Linked DNA regions of Homo sapiens: region 1 is linked to region 2. The links are chromatin contacts, found by Hi-C or POLR2A ChIA-PET in ENCODE. All regions are on one chromosome and are shown on one strand. Each heading gives the region's core, a stretch centred on a gene start or an enhancer-like site at or near the end of the contact. The rest is flanking DNA. Distances are from core to core; before and after follow the strand shown. Region 1 overlaps LOC105370124 (a long non-coding RNA gene). Region 2 has its middle 73 kb from the start of GTF3A.

Evidence for each region. A loop is a pair of places that touch in the nucleus more often than their neighbours do. ChIA-PET counts read pairs that join two places held with the same protein, here RNA polymerase II (POLR2A). Pooled maps may share reads with other maps.
Region 1: a pooled map shows a loop between it and region 2 (2.1-fold over the local background). The contact joins two enhancer-like sites. A Hi-C loop is called at or near these places in 1 of 168 maps with a recorded cell type or tissue (dorsolateral prefrontal cortex) and 4 of 50 pooled maps. POLR2A ChIA-PET finds 5 or more read pairs at or near these places in 3 of 52 experiments (activated T-cell, naive thymus-derived CD4-positive, alpha-beta T cell and naive thymus-derived CD8-positive, alpha-beta T cell).

What each region holds. Positions count from the first base shown.
Region 1 is chr13:27,044,026-27,051,699 of GRCh38, reverse strand. LOC105370124 (a long non-coding RNA gene) reads left to right here. Exons shown (of 2, transcript XR_941767.3): 2 at 4,933-5,954. Among named protein-coding and RNA genes, the nearest start is that of USP12-AS1, 78 kb to the left of the region's middle. Within about 2 kb of position 6,364, at least 3 of the 41 ENCODE cell types and tissues checked have a DNase peak (open chromatin) inside an H3K27ac peak, as active enhancers do.
Region 2 is chr13:27,348,200-27,354,953 of GRCh38, reverse strand. No RefSeq gene overlaps it. Among named protein-coding and RNA genes, the nearest start is that of GTF3A, 73 kb to the left of the region's middle. RefSeq lists an enhancer at 1,718-1,787. Within about 2 kb of position 1,698, at least 3 of the 41 ENCODE cell types and tissues checked have a DNase peak (open chromatin) inside an H3K27ac peak, as active enhancers do.

The DNA of each region.
Region 1 (7,674 bases), core at 5,115-7,614, 310 kb after region 2:
CCCTTGCTCCCTCTCACTCTTCCCCACAAGTCCTCAAAGCCCATTGTATCATTCTTATGCCTTTGTGTCCTCATAGCTTAGCTCCCATGTATCAGTGAGAATATAGGACATTTGGTTTTCCATTCCTGAGTTACTTCACTTGGAATAATAGTCTCCAATCTCATCCATATATATCCATATATATGATGGAATACTACTCAGCCATAAAAAGGAATGAATTAACAGCATTTGCAGTGACCTGGATGAGATTGGAGACTATTATTCTAAGTGAAGTAACTCAGGAATGGAAAACCAAATGTCCTATGTTCTCACCGATATGTGGGAGCTAAGCTATGAGGGCACAAAGGCATAAGAATGATACAATGGACTTTGGGGACTTGTGGGGAAGAGTGGGAGAGGCCAAGGGATAAAAGACTACAAATATGATGCAGTGTATACTGCTTGGGTGATGGGTACACCAAAATCTCACAAATCACCACTGAAGAACTTATATAACCAAATACCACCTGTACCCCAATAACTTATGGAAAAATAAAAATAAATATTTAAAAGAAAAAAATAAAAGCATGATGTTTCATAGGACATCTAGACTGCATCTTGAAATTAGGAACTGGGATTGTGAACTGAAATCATTTTTCCACATAATATTGCTGCCTAAAAAACTAAAATTTAATGGTGTATGATAACCATTTTACTATGTTCATAAATTTTCTGGTTCAGGACACAGCAGGAACAGCTTGTCTCCGCTCCTCAATATCCATGGCCCCAAGTAAGAAGACTCGAAGGCTGGGAACAGCCCGATAGCTAGGGTCCAGGTCATCTGAAGGTTGATGTGGGTTGTCAGCTGGGATCTCGTCTGAGCTGTTGGCTAGACTACCTATGCCTGTGGTCTCACACATACCTCTCCATGTGATCTGTCCACATGGGATAACTTGGGCTTCCTCACAGTATGGCGGCTGGAATCCTGCATGAGCAAGGCAGAAGCGCAAGGCACTTTTATGATCTCCCCTCCAAAGTCACATAGCAGTACATCTGTCACAGTAGGTTGGTCAAGGCAGCCCCAAAGGTCTGCCCAGACCCAAGGACAAGTATGCCATGACATGGTGGAAGGGATGTCAGGGTCACTGCAAGAACAGGTGGCCTGGAAGAAAGATTGCTGCTGCCACACTCAGTGCCACATTTCTTCTCTAGTGGACCTCGTGGAGGAGACCTGTGATCTAAAGAGCACGTGAGGATATTTATTTAGTAAAAGCTTTTCGGGCATATCTGTTATAAAAAGGGCCAGGACAGAATGCACTGAGGAAAGAAGTAAAGACCGGGGAAGGGATTCCAGGCTGTGGAGGTGCCACCAGTCAAAGGTGTTGGGAGCAGGTTTAGATGCTGGCCTTGGTCACATTGTGTAAGGATGTTTCACGGTCATATGCCATTATTCTACCTGCAGGTAAGTGTCCCTGGGTCTGATGCTGCAATGGGCACAGAAAATAGAAGCAGGGAGAGGGTGCATTACCTTGCATATAGTAAGCAATACACACACACACGTGCACGCATGCACACATGAGCACTGCAACTTTTCTAGACAGAACACTGGTTGGGAGGCTCCCTTGCCTGTGGCTTTCACCATGAACTCCTGAATGTGGGACTGGCAGGTTAGGGATACATGAGAGTCAGTAAAGAAAGTGCGGTTTGGAAGCAATCTCTGTCATCTTTTGGTGTCGAAGTATTAAATAGAATCAGCCAACATATTAGTTGCTGAAGTTACAAATCAGTGCATTTCCAAAGAGACATGAATGTAGTGCTCCAGCAAAATTTTTTTAACTTAAGATATAAATGGCCGGGTGTGGTGGCTCACGCTTGTAATCTCAGCACTTTGGGAGGCTGAGGTGGGCAAATCGCGAGGTCAGGAGTTTGAGACCAGCCTGGACAACACAGTGAAACCCCATGTCTATGAAAAATACAAAAATTAGCCAGGCGTAGTGGCGGGTGCCTGTAATCCCAGCTACTTGGGAGGCTGAAGCAGGAGAATTGTTTGAACCTGGGAGGCGGAGGTTGCAGTGAGCCAAGATCGCACCACTGCACTCCAGCCTGGGCGACAGAGCTAGACTTCGTCTCAAAAAAAAAAAAAAAAAAAAAGATAGAAACCAAGCACAGGTGGGTAGATATTTGAAAATAAAACAGAATTATCCGTGAGCCTTCTATTGTGGTTAAAAGAAAAAAAATGTCAGCTTCCTTGAAAAAGAGTGTCACGTTCAGGGCAGATATTTAAAATAAGAAGGCCATTAATTCATTGATTCATTGAATAAATATTTATTGGGCACCTAATTTGTGCTCAGCATTATTGCAGGCAATAAGGAAGGGAATGAGACACCTGCCCTCATGGAACTGACCTACTGGGGCAAATGATGAATTTACTAGGTGGCGTGGTAGGTATGAAGGGAATGAACAAGGCCACGTGCTAGGATGGCCATGCTGGGGAGGCCTGCTATAGACTGGGTGACCAGGGAAGGCCTCTCTGAAGAGGCAACCCTTGGGTGGGACTTGCAGAATGAGAAAGCGTGAGCGTGCAGGAGCTAGGCGGGGATTGTCCTGGGCACAGGGGTGCAAGTGCACAAGCCCTGAAGTGGGAATGAGTTGGAGGTGGAGAAGTCCTGAAGTGGGAATGAGTTGGAGGTGGAGAAGTCCTGAAGTGGGAATGAGTTGGAGGTGGAGAAGTCCTGAAGTGGGAATGAGTTGGAGGTGGAGAAGTCCTGAAGTGGGAATGAGTTGGAGGTGGAGAATGAGGCGGGGGCTGCTTCAGTGGGAATCCCAAACACGAGTCGCTTTACTTCTATGACTTCAACATCGCGAGTTTTTTGTTGAATGCAAAATTGAATAGTCATTGGGTTTGTTTTTTAAGTGACTTAAAAATTATTACATCTGTTTTGTGTGCACCTCACAGAAAATTTGATGAAAGGAGTGAAAGAGGAAATCAAACAGCTAGCCAGTTGTTCCAATGTCATTCATCAAATAAAACCTCTCCCCCACTGGTGTGAAATGCTATCTCTGTCATGTACTGAAATCCCATATGATTTGTAACGACGGGGCCCTCTCTTCAGTTTGTTTGTTTTGTTTGTTTTTATTTTTTTTTTAGATGGAGTTTTGCTCTTGTTGCTCAGGCTGGAGTGCAATGGTGTGATCTCAGCTCACCGCAACCTTTGCCTCCTGGGTTCAAGTGATTCTCCTGCCTCAGCCTCCTGAGTAGCTGAGATTACAGGCACGTGCCACCATGCCCGGCTAATTTTGTATTTTTTTTTAGTAGAGATGGGGTTTCTCCATGTTGGTCAGGCTGGTCTTGAACTCCCAACCTCAGGTGATCTGCCCGCCTCGGCCTCCCAAAGTGCTGGGATTACAGGCGTGAGCCACCGCACCCAGCCCTCTCTTCAGTTTTATCGGTCTGTCTGATTCTGTTCTTGGGACCATACTATTTTATCTGCTATGATTTTTCATGTCTTAACTCACTTTATTGAAAAGTAATAAGGATGACTATGTAGGCATGTTGAGTGTTTTCTTGGATTACTGGTATTATGTTTTGGAAGGGAGTATATTTAGGCACTGATTTTTGTTGTTATTGCTATGGAACACTAGTAGCATCCCAGGGAATATACATGTTTGTTAGATTCCAGTTTGGGAAACACTAAACTTGTACTGTCTTGCTTCCAAAAGACTAGAAGGCTTGGGGTTGACCCTAGAGGAACTCAGATTCACAGAGCATTTACTGACCACCCGCCACGTGCCAGGCATCATACCAGATGCTTTCGAGTGCATCGTCTCACTTAACCCTTCCTCCAGAGGTTAAGTGACTGTGTTACAGCGAGCGCCCAACATGTACCAAGTGACATGCTACGTGCTGGAGATGGGCAGTTACTTCTACACATGTTCTATCCTCCGGTCAAATTGGACTGCTTGATGTACCCCCAAATAGTCAAAATAATAGCATATTGATGGAGAGCTTTCTGAGTGCCAGGAATCAGGCTTGTCACTGAACGTGAATGATCTCGTCTTACCCTCACAACAACAGTGCGCTCTCTTGTGGGTACACCTTAACTCCAGGCTTTCGTAAGTGGTATAGAGGAAAGGGCCTGCACCTTGCAGTTAGACCGAATTGGTTCTTATTTCATGGATGAGGCCATAGAGGTGTGGAGGGGTTAACTTACTTGTTAACAAAGTGGTGAAGCTAGGATCTGGACCCAGGAGAACGCAGGCTCGGAGTGTAGAGCCTGCACAGACTGCCCAAGCTCTTCTGCTTGCCGAGCCTTAGAGCGTGCCATTTCCCTGCCCTCGTTTCCATGTATTTAGGTTCTATGCATACTTCGAGGCCTCTCTGTCATGTCAGAGATGCAGCTGTTGCTTTCTTCCCTCGCCCATGATCTGCTGGGCTTGGCGCTTGGCTAGCCGGGCTGCTCTATGGAGCTCAGCCTCCTTGAGGGCGGGCCACACTGGGGCATATCTCTGGCAGCCCCAGAGATATGTGGCACAGTGCCCTAAAACAGAACGGATATTTGCTGAATGTCAAATTGACTCTGGAGGGGCCAAACCCAAGACCTTACACGGGGAGAGGAGTGGTCGAAGGTTGGGCCTGTCATTATGGAGAGACAAGAGGTCCTCTCTTGGGATACTCTTAAGTGGTACAGAGAAATCATATGAGGCTGAGGTTAGAGCTGAATTGAAAATTGGCCACATCACTTATTAGCTGTGTACCCTCTGGAGCTCAATTTCCTTGTTTGGGAATTGTGAGATTTATGTAAGATGAATGCACTGAAGGTATAAAAAGTCCCTACCGAGGTGCTGAGGTTATAGCACTTCCTTCCCCCATCTCTTTAACTCAACACATCTTTATGAACCTCCTATGACACTTAAAAAACAGTGCTAAACATTGGATTTCTCAATTGCTCCTAGGGAATAGCATTTCAAGGTTCAGTGGAGGAGAACCCCAAGAGCACCAAAATGGAAAGATGATTTGTAAAGCTGAGGAAAATGTCCAGCTGTGTTTTTATGAGGACTCTCACTGCACTGATATGACAGATGACACCTTCCCTCAACACTGTTCATCATTGACTGCTGAGGGCTCCTTCTTCAGTTTATAACAGGATGGTAACTTCATAAGCAATGTAGGACTTTCACAGGGTTCCACACGAAGCGTGTCTGGATAATTCAGCCAAGCTCTTCAGTCTCCAGCAGTGATGGAATCAGGAGCTCGCTTGGCCAGCCCTCTAATGACTCAGTCACAGGGTCATCCACTTGGGGGTGTGAGGAGAGGAGGCTTCTCCCCGCAAGTGCTTTCGGGGTGATGCCGTAGATTCTTTGTACCTCAGGAGTTACTTTTGCAATTAGAGGTTCTCTCTCTCTCTTGGTATTTTATGCATCTAATTCTGCTTTTCTATGCATGAGTCTTGTCGGATTCAGGCACAGCAATAAGTCTCCAAAATAGGGTCAGAGTGAGTTTAATGAAGAAGTTATTGTTTTCTTAAGGATGAAAATAAACAGAGAGAATGCCTTATTACATAATCAATAACGTCGGCCTCTTGATTAAAACACAAATGCAATTTAGCCCGAAATTATTCTCTAGTTTGATGTTCTACAAAATTAGATTACGATAATAAATGATTGGACCTCTTAAGCACAGGCAGGTGTCCACACGCTGATAGCCTCTGGAGGAGCAGGCTTCCCAATCCGGATTTCCTACGGATGAAAGTTTAGGAAGATGTAGTACTGATCCCAACATCTCACTCATAGTTTCTGCAATTATTAAAGGCTAAAAGACAACACACATAATGGAAAAGCTTAGACTTTTGGAATCGGAGGCTGGATTTAGATACTAGTTTCTCTGCTTAATCAGCTGTGCAAATTTTGTTTCAAGTTACTTAATCTTTCTGAGCCTGTTTTCTTAAAATAAAACATTTTGAAATGGGGTAACAATAGCCACTGTACAGAGTTGTTTTTATGTCTTCACATACTGAATGTGAAAGTATATAACAGTGCTTAGCACATATTAGGCCCTCAGTATATGGTAACTAATAATGTTACAAGTGCTTATTAGCCTAATACAAAACCGAAGACTGTTCACATAGGTTCCAGCATCTGAGGGCTCCATCAGTTAGGTACACTAAGCCCATGGTTCTCGACTTTTGCTGCTCACTAGAATCTTCTGGGAAGCTTTTAAGAAAAGCTGTTGTTCCGGCTCACTTCTTAAAGACTCTGATTTTAACTGGGCTGGGGTGAGGCTGGGTGTCCACATCCTCTTACGCACGGATGTTGTGCACAGCCAGGGCTGAGCAGCACTGCCGCGGATCCTCAGCTGGGACTAGCTGGCCAGCCTTCATGAAGTCTCGCAGAGGTATTTACCCTGGGGGTGGGGGTTACAAAGGTCTGGGGTCTGGCTTTTGCACTGCCCAGTCCAGAAAGCATCTCATCAGAGCCCTCGAGGTAATTCATGCTGAGAGTGAGTGTCATCTTGGTAATTTATCATGAAAAATATAGCTGTCCCACAGACTAAGTATTTGCATTGGCCTGAACAGCATATTCTCTCTTAAAGCAGACTCCAAAGGAAGATGATCACAATGACAGAGCAGAGGAAGTGGTTGTATGGTTTGCATGTTATCTGGCATCTGGTTTGACGGCCCATAAAGGGGGTGTGCCTTCAGGCAGGCTGGGTGCTCCTTTGCTCCCATGGGGGTCCTTTCTCACCCATGAACGGAGTCCACATGGGCAGATCCGGGTTTTGCTGCTAGGGCAACCCTTTCCATGTGCTCCGGGTCTCCCTGTCCGTCCCCCTTTCTGCCCACCACGGTCACGTTATGTCATGTCAGGAGCTTCATTCAAGTCAGCCACAACTCTCAGGCCTGGAAAACCTTTTCCCCCTTAGAGTGATTGACGCTTTCCAGTGATCCCTTCACTCTTGGTTTTGTGGTTCTGCTATCATCAGGCCATTTAGAAATGGATCCCATACTGTGAGTCCAAACAATAGGCCCCGCCCAAATCTGCATCTTACAAAACAACTTGCTAGTGTGCCAGAAAGCGGGGTGCTGTGAGCCTTAGCTGGGCTTGGATGAAAGGCAGGTGTCACAAGTTTTCATGTGCATGCCCAAGAGGAAGGGACTTGGCCTTGACCGTCACCTGTTTCGTTCCAGGGGGCATTGTGGCCTTGAAGGCTGTAACTAAAATGTCTGCAGGATCATGAACATTTGGCTTTGCCTTTAGCACCTGCGACCTGATCCCGCCCTTGCCTGTCTGACCAGGGTGCAGCAGGGAGGAGTTGCCGGGCTTCTGGAGCCCGTGCATCTGGGAGGGACGGAGGGAGGATGATGATGACAATGACAATGCCCTGTGGCAAATGTGTGTGTGAAGGTCAGGACCCCAGCAGTGAAGACCTTAGAAGAGGGTGTCCTTGAGAGACAGGAGGGAGCGTTGTTGAGATCCACAGGTGGGCCAATGTTTTCCATGGGGGTCTGATGGACAAATGAACAGAAGAACCCATGATGGTGACACCTGGGCTGGATAAAGTTACTAAGTCAGGAAAACAAGAATTAAAAGTGAGGACTCACTCTGGGTTCAGAAGCCTGTTTGTAAAAATACCTGGAGGTATTAATTTGTGCAGGATTGAAAGGACCACAGAGAAATTGAGAATGACATTACAGTCAT
Region 2 (6,754 bases), core at 449-2,948:
TGATCCTCCTGCCTCAGCCTCCCAAAGTGCTGGGATTACAGGTGTGAGCCACTGTGCCCAGCCTTAATTTTATTTTTTTAAGGGCAAGTAGCATTCCATGATGTATATATACCACATTTTTAAAATAATGCCCCGTTGATGAACACTTAGGTTGATTCCCTATCTTTGCTATTGTGAATAGTGCTGGAATAAACATATGAGTGCAGATATGTTTTTGATATAATGAGTTATTTTCCTTTGGGCAGATGCCCGGTAGTGGGACTGCTGGGTGGAACGGTAGCTCTATTTTTAGTTCTTTGAGCAATTGCCATACTGTTTTCCACAGTGAATGAACTAATTTACGTTCCCACCAGCAGGGTTCCCTTTCTCCACATCTTCACCAACATCTGTTGTTTTTTTACTTTTTAATAATAGCCATTCTGACTGGTGTAAGATGCTCTCTCATTGCATTTTATTCATTTTTATAACTCTAGGGCTGAGCATGGCATCTGACAGACTAAATGCTGCATGAATGTTGAGTCATGAATAGACAGGGGCTGGATGCAGGAAGGAACAAATCAAAGCATGAAGGAATGAATGAATGAATTTCATGGTGACAACTCCGAGGAGAGTGATATGAGGATGTTAGGGAAAAGGAGTGGAGAGCATAAGGGATACTCCTTTTCCCTATCTGCCCATCCTCAAAAAGTTGGAAAGTTCTTTGTGCTGGTTCTTTCTGGTGCCGGGGAGACGGCAGCAGTGAGTGGGCAGAATGCTTGCCTGGCTGTGGGGCGCAGCAGCCTGGAGGGCTGCTCTGAGCAGGACCAAGATCTGCCCATGCACCTTGATTCAACCGGCTCTTTTTATCAACCAGGGTCACAGGGCATGGGAGTCTCCTTCCTCTGGACTACTAATTTTTTTGTTTTAAGAGACAAATAGAAATCCCTCTTTGTACATGATATCCTCTGTGCTTCTTATATAAACCATTACTGAGACACTATGTCACTTTTATGGTTGTGTCTCTGTCTTGTCACACATCTGGACATTCTCTGTCAGTGATCCTGATCTGCATAGACTGAGGCTTTTGTTGTGTGTAACAGACACTGTTTGAGCGTGGGGAAATTGCAGTCAGGTCTGTACTATCTTCTTCTCTGAATAAGCAGAAAACAAAGGAGAAGAAAACTCCAGAATTGGATGTGGCCTTTACTAGCACAAACCCCTACTTGTTTCGCTGAATTGTTCCCCCGATTATCTAGCTTTAAAGTCTCCCCCTTTAGGAGAGACCAGACAGCAGAGGGGTCAAGTACTGCTATCCCTGCTCTGCTAATCATTGGCTGTGTGGCCTTGGGCAAGTTACTGAATCTGTCTGAGCTTCAGCCTTCGAATCTGTCAGATGAGGTACTTTTAGTAGCTACACAAAGACAGTGCATAAAGCGCTTAGCAGAGTGCTTCACAGCGCTCAGAGCCAGAGCTGTTCTTACCTCGTTTCTGAACCACCCTTTCTGGTGCCTGCGTCTGAACATTTGGTCTCTGTTCCACAGCTGAGATGAGGCTATCCTGGGTGCTGCAGACTAATGACTGAAAAGAACTGTGCCTTACAAAATCTCGGTCACCTCAGAACGAAACTGCTTATGCGGAACACAATGAGATCTTTAAGCAGACCTGCAAAGCAGTTTCTCTTTTAGTATAATCAAACGTGAGTCATGGTGTTTGAGATTCTCTTGCAGTGACTCCAGCTTTCCTCCCTCCAGCTGAAGGCCCCTCTAAGGGCACGAAAGACCTCTCTGCTGGGGTGGTGCCTCCCAAATCCACATCTTCCCATGAGAGACATCTCGTTCACCCCAGTCCTCCTAAATCCCACAAACCTGATGTGGGGTTTCAGGCAGCACCATATGAAGAAGAGTGGCGCCCGGTCCCAGATGCACACACAGCACCCCCAGACACATACAGCACCCCAGACGCACACACAGCACCCCCAGACACACACAGCACCCCAGACACACACACACAGCACCCCCAGACGCACACACAGCACCCCCAGACGCACACACAGCACGCCACTGGCTCGGGTGCATCGAGAACACTTGAGGCCTGAGGACTCTCCGTAAATATTTATTGAATGCATTGCACTGCAGGCACAGTCCTTGACTATAGCCCTCTCTGGAAAAATAGTAACGATTTCCCCAAACACTAAGTCCAAACACTAAATCAGCTTGTGTTTATCCTCCGTATTATTTTTTTTGTAAACCAAGACATGCTATGGTTTCCCTTTATGGCAGCTAAGGCTCAGCAATCCCATTACTTTGGATTTATTCCATTTGGCATAATCTTTTAAATTGGATTTTTGCCTCTTTGCCTCCTGATAACTCAGCCAAGCGTCAATTTTATTGCTTCTGTTTGTAATACCTGAAGCCTTGAGCTTATTACTCAACTCATTCCTTTGCCTCCCTGTTTCTATGCACAGGAGGAACCTGGCGCAGGCTTTTCCAGGCCTGAGAGTTGAAAGCTCTGTCTTGCTTTCTTTACTACAACGTTCTCTCCTTTGACTGAGACTTTGCCCAAAGGATGCAATGCCAGGGCAATGCCACAGCATCTGCTTTCACAAAACAAATGTCATGGACTGGGCAAGGCTGGGTTTCTGTTCCAGGGCGTGACCTCCATGGGTATGGCTGCCTCCATCACGGAGAGGCAGCCTGTGCGTGAGGCTCAGCTCCCCGCTCACCAGCCTTGCGACCAGGGCAAGCAACCCGAGCTTCTCAGACTTCAGTTCCTCATAGCAAATTGAGGGTGACAAAGGGCACCTACCTTGCAAGGTGGTTTTACAAATTAGAGATAATTGCCAGGCACAGTGGCTCATGCCTATAATTCCAACACTTTGGGAGGCCAAGGCAGGATGATCACTTGAGGTCAGGAGTTTGAGACCAGCCTGGGCAACATAGAGAGACCCTGTATCTACAAAAACTATAAAAAATTAGCCCTACATGGTGGCTTTTGCCCCTAGTCCCAGCTACTTCGGAGGCTGAGGTGGGAGGATTGATTGAGCCCAGGAGGTGGGGGCTGAAATGAGTTCAATGAGTTGTGGTTATGCCACTGCACTCTAGCCTGGGAGAGACAGAGCAATACCCTGTCTCAAAAAAAAAAGAAAGAGAAGGAGGGAAGGAAGAAAAGAAGGAAGGAAGGAAGGAAGGAAGGAAGGAAGGAAGGAAGGAAGGAAGGAAGGAAAAGAAAGAGAGAGAGAAAGAAAGAAACAAAGAAATCAGATATTATTATGTTTGAACTGTGTTCCCAGGCCATGCCCCCACTGGACTTTATTTGAAGCTCCCCAGAACAATAACTCTCAGCATTTCCTTATTGGTCAATGTGGGCCTTCTTTCCTCATCAAATTCTTCTCCAGTCGCTGGTCATCCCCTGGCAGGGACCCTCACATCCTCATGAACAGCACCCCAGCTTTGGCCCAGGGTTTGCTATTTCCTCCCCTTCTGCCCAGCTTACTTTTGTGGGATGGGAAGACAAGGCCAGTAATACTTGCCCAAAGCCTCCGGGGTTCACAAAACTGAAGCCATGGGAGAAACCCAAAGATCCAGTGCTGTTGAGGACATGGGTGCCACCTCCCACACTGTGGAACCTGCTGACCCCCCAGGAGCTGTTCTTTCCATTCCCATTGGCCATATCATTGTGCCCTCCCCTGCTCAGGCTGGGTTCAGGATGGCAGTAGAGTGACAAAGGTGCCAGTGAGAGGTGAAGCCACCTGGACTTCCTGGGTCTAGTGGGTACTTGGAGAACTTTTCTGTCTAGTAGAGGATTGTAAATGCACCAATCAGTGCTCTGTGTCTAGCTAAAGGATTGTAAATGCACCAATCAGCACTCTGTAAAAACGCACCAATCAGCGCTCTGTGTCTAGCTAGAAGATTGTAAATGCACCAATCAGCACTCTGTAAAATGGACCAATCAGCACTCTGTAAAATGGACCAATCAGCAGGATGTGGGCGGGGACAAATAAGGGAATAAAAGCTGGCCACCGCAGCCAGCATTGCAAACTGCTCCAGTTCCGTTTCAGGCTGTGAAGTCTTTGTTCTTTTGCTCTTCACAATAAATCTTGCTGCTGCTTATTCTGGGTTTGTACCACCTTTAAGGGTTTAACACTCACCGCGAAGGGTTCATGGCTTCATTCTTGAAGTCACCGAGACCAAGAACCCACCAGAAGGAACAAACTCTAGATACACCAGCGGCTCTTAGAACGCTGCCTCTTCCGTCACCCAGCACATTCATCCGCTTGTCCAGCCCAGCAGCTCTTAGAATGCTGCCTCTTCTGTCACCCAGCCCATTCATCCACTTGTCCAGCCCATGCGTGTTCAGCACCCACTCTTTGAGGCTTTGTGCTTCATGCCAGGGGTACAGCAGTGAGCACAGTGAGGGACTTGAGCTCACAGGCTAGGAGGGGACGGTTACAACCCAACGTCTAAGTGCCCTGATAGGGAGCATGGAGTGCTCTGTCTTCAGTACCAGGCACCCCCTAGGTCAGCTTCGCAGAAGCTCTGAGCCCTGGCACCAAACTTCAACAGCTCTCTTTCCTTTAGGGAGCCCTTTCTCCAGTGTCTCCCACAAAGAGAGTCTATGCAGGGTGCTTCAGTACTCCTGCAGGCCAGCCTGGAAGCCCTCCGTGCTGTGGAGGCTCGAGCTGGCACTTAGACAAATGGAAGGTGCCCAGCCAGTGCCTGGCCAGGGAAGGCAGTGAAAGGGAACTACTTATGAGCTTTAAGCCAAAGAGGAGTGGATTGCAATTGTTTGCTAACTGGTCCTACGCTCAGATTAGGAGAAGTGCATGGAGACAGAGGGAGAAGGCCACACTCTGGGGACCTAGGAGACTGGGCTCTCACTGAGGCACAGGCACAGACACGCTTCCCTTGTGACACTGGGGTTCCCAAAAGGATTATGAATCTATCTTCACCCATTCCTCAAAATTTACATGTTGATTTTGGTGATTTCTTTCCATTTTATTTTTCTGATAGAATAGCAGTAACTTGCCTTTTCTATAGAAACATGATTTCATTCTTTTCCTCTTTTCGCTCTTGTTCCCCTGTTTATTTTTCCCATCCCCTAATAACTTCTCTTTTCTACTCACTCAGGAGGAGTAGAAAAGCAAATTAAACAGGAAGAAAATCCTCTCAGTAAAGAGGCATCTTGATCCGCCAGCTTTGAGCAAAGAGAAAATTGCATCTCTTCAATTCCTCCTAATTATTCATTTCCTTTTTCCCTTCTGCTTCTTGAAAATAATTACTGCAGTAGCTTTTCCCTAGATAAGAACTTCAAGCAGCTAGGAGCCAACACTGACTCAGCCTTATTTTTCAGAATTTTCAGTGCCGGTTACTTGTGACCAAGCAATCCAGCATTCCTGAGAAGCTATGTTGGCCAGGCTGGTCTTGAACTCCTGGGCTCAAGGGATCCTCCCACCTTGGCCTCCCAAAGTGTTGAGATTACAAGCGTGAGCTACCACACCTGGCCTGTTTGTAATTTTTGTTGTTGTTTAGAGATAGGGTCTTGTTCTGTCACCCAAGCTGGAGTGCGGTGGTACCATCACGGCTCACTACAACCTCCAACTCTTGGGTTCAAGTGATCCTCCCACCTCAGCCTCCCAAGTAGCTGGGACTATGGGTGCATGCTACCACATCTGGCGAATTGTTTTTTTGTTTTAGCTTTTTTTTTTTTTTTTTGGTAGGGACAGGTGTCTCCCTATCTCCCTATGTTGCCCAGGCTGGTCTTGAACTCCTAGTCTCAAGTGATCCTCCCACCTTGGCCTCCCAAAGTGTTGAGATTACAGGCATGAGCCATGGCACCTGGATGTAATTTTTAAAATTAATTTAATTTTGCATCTTATTTTATTTTGGATACAGGGTCTCAGTCACCCTGACTGGAGTGCAGTGGTACAATCTCGGCTCACTGCTACCTCCGCCACCCAGGCTCAAGCGATCCTCCCACCTCAGCCTCCAGAGTAGCTAGGACTCCAGGTTCACACCACCATGCTCGGCTAATTTTTTAATTAATTTTTTATACTTAATATGTATTACCCACTTCTAGTACATTTGGTGTTAGATAGAACTATATATGTCCAAAGTCAGTAACAATAGTCATCCCTTGTCTTTGCATTGCTTACAATTTGGCCTCACATACACTTTACAGGCTGTGAAGGTACGTGGCTCAATCAAGTGGCAAAGCCGAGATTAGAGCTCACTTCCCCAGAAGGTAGCCATCAAATGGAACTCACGGACTTGCCCTGCCTCACCCTCCATCCCCAAAACGAGCTCAACTGCCTGTTGCCATGGTAACATTGTGATCCACTTCATCCTTTCTAAAAACCAGAACCTTACTGCTAGTGACTCCCCATCACTGTACCTAACTCAGACCTGTCTCAAGTTGCAGGCTTGTAGGTATCATTGTTCCTGGGCATGTCCCCTAGTCACCTCACACACGATCTGTTTAAAGCTAAACTAGACTCTGCCCCACTAAAACCTGCTCGTCTGCCAGTCTCCCAAACTACATGCCTGAGTGTCATCCTCAGCTGCCACCTCCCCTCACCGCTCAGGGAATGAAGGAGCTCAACAGCAGTTCTTTCACAGGGCACTATCCATGCCCCATTGACCCCCACCCCAAACCACTGAAGGCTATGGTTAGAGGAACTTCAAAAGAATAAGCCAGCTGGGTGTGGTGACATGCACTTGTAGTCCCAGATACTTGGGAGGCTGAGGTGAGGTGGGAGGGTGGCTTGAGCCCAGGAGTT